Linked DNA regions of Homo sapiens: region 2 is linked to region 1. The links are chromatin contacts, found by Hi-C in ENCODE. All regions are on one chromosome and are shown on one strand. The core of a region is the stretch at or near the end of the contact, and the rest is flanking DNA. Distances in the headings are between cores, read along the strand shown.

What was found. A loop is a pair of places that touch in the nucleus more often than their neighbours do. Pooled maps may share reads with other maps.
Region 2: a loop to region 1 is called in a map of A673, with 2.5 times the contacts of the local background. The contact joins the promoter of ARHGAP26-AS1 here to the promoter of SPRY4 in region 1. A Hi-C loop is called at or near these places in 1 of 168 maps with a recorded cell type or tissue (A673) and 1 of 50 pooled maps.

What each region holds. Positions count from the first base shown.
Region 1 is chr5:142,323,158-142,326,688 of GRCh38, forward strand. SPRY4 (sprouty RTK signaling antagonist 4) reads right to left here and starts at 1,864. Exons shown (of 2, transcript NM_001127496.3): 1 at 1,687-1,864. It overlaps SPRY4-AS1 (SPRY4 antisense RNA 1), which reads left to right and starts at 2,136. Exons shown (of 4, transcript NR_120664.1): 1 at 2,136-2,213. RefSeq lists enhancers at 1-826, 827-1,789, 1,271-1,330.
Region 2 is chr5:142,867,076-142,870,606 of GRCh38, forward strand. It overlaps ARHGAP26-AS1 (ARHGAP26 antisense RNA 1), which reads right to left and starts at 1,835. Exons shown (of 6, transcript NR_046680.1): 1 at 1,725-1,835; 2 at 782-1,014. All of the region lies in intron 1 of ARHGAP26 (Rho GTPase activating protein 26), which reads left to right. RefSeq lists a silencer at 1-243.

The DNA.
Region 1 (3,531 bases), core at 614-3,113:
GCCAGACTGAGCTCATTAAGAGATTGATAAACCCGCAGTTCCCAACTTCTCTGAGCCTTATACCTTCCAGCTTTGAATCCCGAGAGACTTGTCAGGGAGGTTAGTGCCTCGGTCAGCTACAGACACAGACGAGTGCTTGCTCCCGCCCCTCTGCAAGTTCTTTGGCCTCCAGTGTGTCTGGCCTCTCCCAAAACTGGAGAGAATCACGCCACTGATTTGGAGGCAGGAAAGAAGGGGATGCCACTAGGTTTGGGCACCCCACTGTACACTCTTCTTTCCAGCACTAACCGCGCTGGGGGGTACGGAAGCCTTGCTGCGCCAGAAGGCGGCCTCCTGCCCTCACAGAGGCCTTGGCAATATGGATGCCCCTCCAGCAGCTGGTGAAAGAGGCAGCCAGCAGCTCCCTACTCTGCCTACCATCTAGCCCCTCCAGCCCATTTCGCCTCTCTTGCCCATCCTTCAGCCCTATAAGCCACGCAACCATTTTCTGTCTCCCCTGCCTCTCCTGCCCACAACCCCCTGCCCCCAATCAAGGAGAATTGAGAAACCGTCTTCTTGCACAAGAGCAGCTACTGTCTAAATGCTTTTTGATCGTCTGCATGGAGGGGGAACTGGGCACAGCCCTGGACCCAGTGATGGAGCCAAGCTCTAGCTGCCCTGGCTAGCCAAACCCGCCCTCACCCAGCTCACTGTCCCCGGGGTCTTGGCGATTCAGAATTTGTCAGAACATACCGTCTCTATCCTCTTCTCTGTGATGTCAAGCCTGGTACCACCAAGAAGGAAGGAGGGAAAGCAGGAGCCTTATCTCTCCTACATTCGCAACCTCTTCCTCCAGCTCCCACACGCCTGGTGTTATGTAAACGCACCTTCAACCCCCACCGCAGCCCTAGCGCGGCCTGGGGGCTCCGGGGCCTGGCACAGCTCGGTGCCCGAGGATAGGGAGGTACAGGGTGGCCGAGGAGCCTCAGGCCTTACAGAGGCCAGGCAAGAAAAAGTCAACTGCAAGGCAGTTGCATAGCATAAAATGCGGCAGCGGAGCAAAGGTCAGACGGCGAGGAACCGCCTCGCCAAGGAGAGGGAGTAGGAATGCCCAGTCCTGAGCCAGCCCCTCGCTGACCATCGAGGGAGAGGCAGAAGGGGAGGGAATTCAGTCCGTCACGGCTCCGAAGAGAAAGAAAAAATCTACGTCGAGCATAGGCCGCTACGGCGGGCTGGGAGATACACGGCAAAGCTGGCACCGTGGGCACCGAGCTGGGAGGTGGGCGAGCCGCCCAGAGCGAGGGCGCCCCCCGACCCAAACGGTGGCTCCTGACCAAGCCCAGAGACGCCCGTTCCAGCGTTCGAGGCGGATGGTGGCAGGAGAAGGAAAGAGGCCAGGCCAGAGGCAAACTCCCGGGACACGCACGGGGCTTCCCGAGTCTCAGAGGGCGGGGAAGCCGGGCTTGGCAATGCCCAGGGGTCGGAAACGGCGGTGCCAGGCTGTGAACACCCCCGGCGCCGTGCCGGCCGGGCCGAGGGCGTCAGGGAGCTGCGGCGCACCGCAGCGACTCAAGGAGGCGCAGGCTGAGGGAAGGAACACTGAGGCGCGCCTAGAAATAGCGCACCATTTGCCCCAGCCCAAGGGGGGAGTCGCGTCGCGGCTCAGAGAGGGGCAGTTTCAGATCTCCAAACCAGCCATGGACTTACTTTGAGGAGCTGCAGGGTCACAAGCATCGCCCCACGTCTGTGTAAATCCTGAAGCCGGGGCAGGTTAGCCGCCGCTGTACTCGCAGACGCCGGTCGGAGGAACCGGCAAGGCTCCCTGCGCTCCACAGCGCCAGCTCCGCGCTGTCAGCTCAGCTCGCTACCTCCGCGGCGATGTTGCAACCACTGCCTGGGAAAATGGCTTTTTTATGAATGGGAGGGAAGGGAGCGCCAGTGCGCACGCGTGCCGTTCGCGATTCTATGAATGGGTGGGCACAACAGACCCTGAGCGCGCATGCGCTCCGCTCCTTTTTTTATGAATGGGGGGCGGGAAAAGATCTTAACCCGTGATTGCTGGGACTGGCTCAAGCTCCACCAGGAGCCGTCGTTCTTTTACAAAGAGGGGTGGAGGTTCCAGTGGAGGCTGTTGTTGCCTTTTTTTTTTTTTTTTTAATGAATGGAGGGCGGCGGCGACTGCTGCAGCTGGGCCAGCTGCGCGGGCTGCACCCCCTCCCAGCCTGCGAGAGGAGGTAAAGGCCACCTTCACGCCACTGCGGGCCTGGGCAGGAACCGTCAGTGTCGCTGGGGGGTGGGGGACGCTGCGGCCTCCGGATCCCGGGTTGAGAGCAGGGTGGTGGAGGGCACACCTAGATCTGGGGATCTCTGCCCCCCGCAGGCAGTCAAAAGGGGGGGCGGGAGGACCCCTACTGGGGGCCTTCTCTTGCTCTAGACCAGAGACGCCAGGCGGGAGGGGTCTTGAAGCTGCGTTTACCAAAAATTAGGAAAATGTCCATCATTCATATCAAAGGGTGGGGTGAGGATTGGTGAGTGAATCTGGTTCTTTTTCCTGAGGCTGAATCTCTCGTGAGTGCTGGCCGCCCCTCCCCCCATTTCTTGGGTGTAGACAGTGACTGGGCCCAGGCCTCTTCCGGCTCCAGTACCCCCCGGGGCGATTCTGGCAACTCAGCCAGAGGAAGCCTGGCCCTCGCCTCCCAGCGTTCCCCCCGCCCCCCGCCCCAGTGCAATGTCCGCAGTGCCCGGGCGTCTGCCCGCTCTCTGTCGCCCTAGCTAGGTGTCCTTTCTCTGTCCCAGTCGGTTTCCCAGCCCTCACAGGACGCTGGCCTGAGGAGCCTCGGTCCACCGAAGGCCCACGGCCCTTCGCTGTTGTAGGCGCCTTTCCCCAATATCCCCCACCTCTCACCGGCCTCCCCTCCGGGGAAGTGGGAGCGGCCGAGAACTGGCCAGGTGGATGGGTGGAGCCGGCTGCGCCGAGGATGCTGCCGGGGTGGCCTCAGGATTAAATAACAACGGGGCTCTTGAGCCGCAGAGGAAATGGAAATGGCTGGGGATCCTTTCTTCGCTGTTAATGATGGTGGCGTTGGGGGGCGGGGGTGAGGATCAGCTCAAGCCGGTGAAAAGAAAAGCCCCCGCCATTAGGCCTGACTCCAGGAAGGCGGGGAGCCCTCGCAGCAGGCCCTGCTCCTCCCTGGAACGGAGGAGCCTGTAGCCTCCGGGAAGTCCGGGGCGGGGGGTGGCTTTGATGCGTGGATAAGAGCAGAGTCTGGGCCAGGGCTTGGCCCTGAGTCCCTTGTAAGGTCTGTCTTGCCGCTGTTCTGGCCGCACGGGGAGATTGTGTGGCAGTCTTTTTCTTCCTACGCCACTATAGGATTGTGCTTGGCTGTTGTCAGAGGAACCAATGAAAGGCTCCCAGCCCAGGGCTGAGGTCTGGCCTAGGGCTGGGGCTGGGACTCTAGAGGCAGGCAGCCCAAGGTCACCGAGTCCTAGCCTAAAATGCCTTCTCACCATTCGGCTCACCCCTCCGTGTACTTACCCAGCTCCTGAGGGCAG
Region 2 (3,531 bases), core at 585-3,084, 540 kb after region 1:
TTCCTCAGTGGGACAGGATCTGTTCTCAGCACTGCCTTTAAGGCTGGCCCTGTCATTTCTCCTTGAGTCTTAGCTGTTGTTTAAATTAGCTGCTTGGTCAAGGTGTTCTCTGATATAGTTGATTGCCACCTAGTGGCCACAGGTAAGACCGTGTGTCACGGAAACGAGAAAAATGCTATGGAGAATTTTGTTTCATTCTAAGATTTGCACAGGGTGTGTGTGTGTGTGTGTGTGTGTGTGTGTGTGTGTGTGTTTTGTTTGTTTTTGCTAGTACAATGCCAGGAGTCTGGGCTGCAGAATGGTATTTACAAGGGACTGTAACTTGCTTTTCTTATAATGAAGCACATCGAACTAGGTTTAAACTGCTACATACAGACTTGGGGAAATGGGGAGTCGTTGGAAATGCCTCTCTCCAAGCACAGTTTCTGATTGGATATGTTCTCAGTTTTCCCAGATACGGGGAGAAAGAAAAGAGCGATCTCTGGGGACTCTTCCTTAAACCATTTTAACTGCAACCTGGGGCTTGTGCTGGGGCTAAGAGAGGACAGTTGGTTGTGGCCAGCAGTTGGGTTGTATGTAGCTCATTTCTCCAGCTTCCTTGGTATAGGTGAGGTTTTATTTTATGCTCCTGCTGGTGGTAGCTCTCCCTCCAGCTCTGTGGGACTCTTCCTCAATGGACAACATGAAGGGAGGTGGTCACATGCTAATAGGAAGCACATTCCCACATATATATCAGGCTCTAGCCAGACTTACATAAGTTGGAGAGTTTGTCCTAACTTACCTGCTTTTTTTTTCACATGTCAAACATTGAGTTGGGAGGTTCACCTCTGATGAAGGCTAATGGACTTATGGAGTGCCCAACTTCCTCTCTCTTTGTTCTTTCTGCAATACCTGCTCTCAGTCAAGCAGTAGAGTGTTGGGCTTTGGGGATAGAGTGGTGAGCATGAAGGGATATGATCCTCATCCTTATAGAATGTACTAGTTGGGGAGGCATTACTTGAAGAGAAGAATTACCTGAACAAATATAAAATTGCTCTGAAGAAAAGATCTATAGTATAGTACTCAGAGAGTGAGAAATAGGGTTGGGTTTGGCCTGATTAGAGAAGTCAGGGAAGGCTTCCTGGAGGAAAGAACTTTTGGGCCAAGGGCTGCAGGCAGAGGTGGCATGTGGTGGCAGGTAGGAGTTGGGCATGCCCCGGGAACTGGCAGAGGCTGGAGCAGCTGGAGCCCAGAGAGGGGTGTGGGGAGGCCAGACCCTGCAGGGCCTCTCAGGCCTTGGGAGGGACTTTCGTCTTCACCTCCAGAGCTCTGGGAAGCCATCACAGGGCTCACTGCTGGTATTGACACAACTGGGTGGAGAACTGATTTGACGGACAAAAGTGGATGTGGGGAGGCCAGAGAGGAGCAGTTGCAGTTATCTGGGCAAATGGAGGTGTTTTGTTTAGGGGTTGCTGATAGTGATGGGAAGGAGTGGGCAGAATTGAGATGTGCTTAGGAGACTTGGGAATGGACATGGCACATGAGGGAGCCTGCTGTGTGAGAGGATGACATGTACTGGTGACTTGTGCGGCAGGGTGAATGGTGGTGCCCTTCGTTACACTGGGGATGCAGGAAGAGGCCCTCGGCTGGCTCTCTGGGGAGAGGGTGGCAGAGGGTGTTTGAGTAGAGAGAGTTTTGTTTTGAGTGTGTTGAGTTTGACCTAGGAATGGGGGTGTGGGCTAAACCTGAAGTCTCTCTGGGGCTCGTGTCCATCCATGTCTCAGCTGTCTGTCATGGGTCCTCTCTGGAGACTCTCAGGTATTCCACCTGTAAGCCAGCTTGTGTTTCCTTGCCCGCTCACATCGTACAACAGGTTTGGAGGGACACTGTGTCCAGCCCTGTCCGAGGCACTCTTTGTGCATTGTGACATGAAGCCATTCATGACTAGTTCCAGAATTATTCCAAATACAAGGTGATGAGGCACAGAGAGTAACTGGCGTCCAGGAAAGGAAGAGATTAACAAGGCCCGGGGACTTTGGTATTCTTGAACTTTAGGCAGCCATGAGGCCAATCCTGTTGCAAGTTCTAACCTCAATGATGGCCTTTCTGAGCTGTAATCACTTTCTTTTCTTTTCTTTTTCTTTTTCTTTTTTCTTTTTTTTTTTTTTTTGAGACAGCGTCTCACACTGTCGCCTAGGCTGGAGTGCAATGGTGCAACCTCGGCTCACTGCAGCCTCAGCCTCCCGGGTTCACGCGATTCTCCTGCCTCAGCCTCCCTGAGTAGCTGGGATTACAGGTGCACACCAGTACACCCGGCTATTTTATTTTATTTTTTTTTGTATTTTTAGTAGAGATGAGGTTTCACTATGTTGGCCAGACTGGTCTCGAACTCCTGACCTCATGATCCACCCGCCTTGGCCTCCCGGAACTGTAATCACTTTCTAAGTCCAAAGGGAAAGATGTGACTGAGCAGCAAAACATTTCAAGGGTAGTTAATACACAATTTTGGTAACTTTGGAGGTCACAAAGGCAATAGATGCACTGAAAATACAGTAGTAAGGTTACCTGAGTCCATGTTTGTGTGTGCACATGTATGTTAAGTTTTACCCAAGGAGAAAAAGGAAATGGCTTGACTTGTGGTATTACTGGTACAACTTGTATAAAATTAAGGTAGATTCTAATTTTTAAAAAATTATGGTAAACCTTCTGTGTTAGTGAAAGTTGGATCTATTTGGGTTAAATTCTCTTAAATCCGGTGCAGATTAATATCTGCTGGCATCTCCAAGAAAAGAAGGGCACTTCCTCTAGTCCCTGAGTGAGCAGGTGGCTCTGGGAGCAGTCTCTCAAGGCCCAAACTTCTAGCTGCTTCCATATTTCTTAGCCATCTGGTCCCCTCACTCAGAGAAGCACAGCCCTACCTACTCTGGAAAGCAGATACTTGGCCTCCCCAGATGCCGGCAGTTATGACTTCCCTCCACTCTGGCCAGCATTCTGCTTTTCTAGCAACAGATGTTTCTGCAAAGTAAATATTATTGACTCTGCTTGGCTCCTTGCTGTGTCTTGCACTGCCTGCACATGAAACAGCAGGGTTATATGAGGAGGGTGCCACGACGCTTGGCATGCACCCAGCACCAGTGCCAGCCTCTTCTCTTTTCTCTCTCCTCTTATTGGAATGTGTGTGTTAGATTCCTGTGTGCATCAGAGGGAAAGCTCTTGAAATAAATCTTTGGGCTGCTCCATATCCAAGGTGAAAATCTACATAAGATACCACCAATCTTACTGGATTGAAATTGGCAAGAAGCAATGGTTTTTAGGTAGAGAGTTCTCTTTTTAGTGTTGTTTTCAATCTCTCAAGTAACATAGAGGGTTTACCTTAATGGGGTGAAGTGGTATGGTGTTCCCACATACTACAAGGATCTCAGTTCACAGGACTTAAGTCACAGGTCCTCTCCTTAGTGGCCTTGCACTCTTAGGTCAGTCCTTTAACTTCTCCGAGCTCCAAACAGTTATTCATGCTTACCTTTCCTGGTTCCTCTTACTGGAGGATTCATA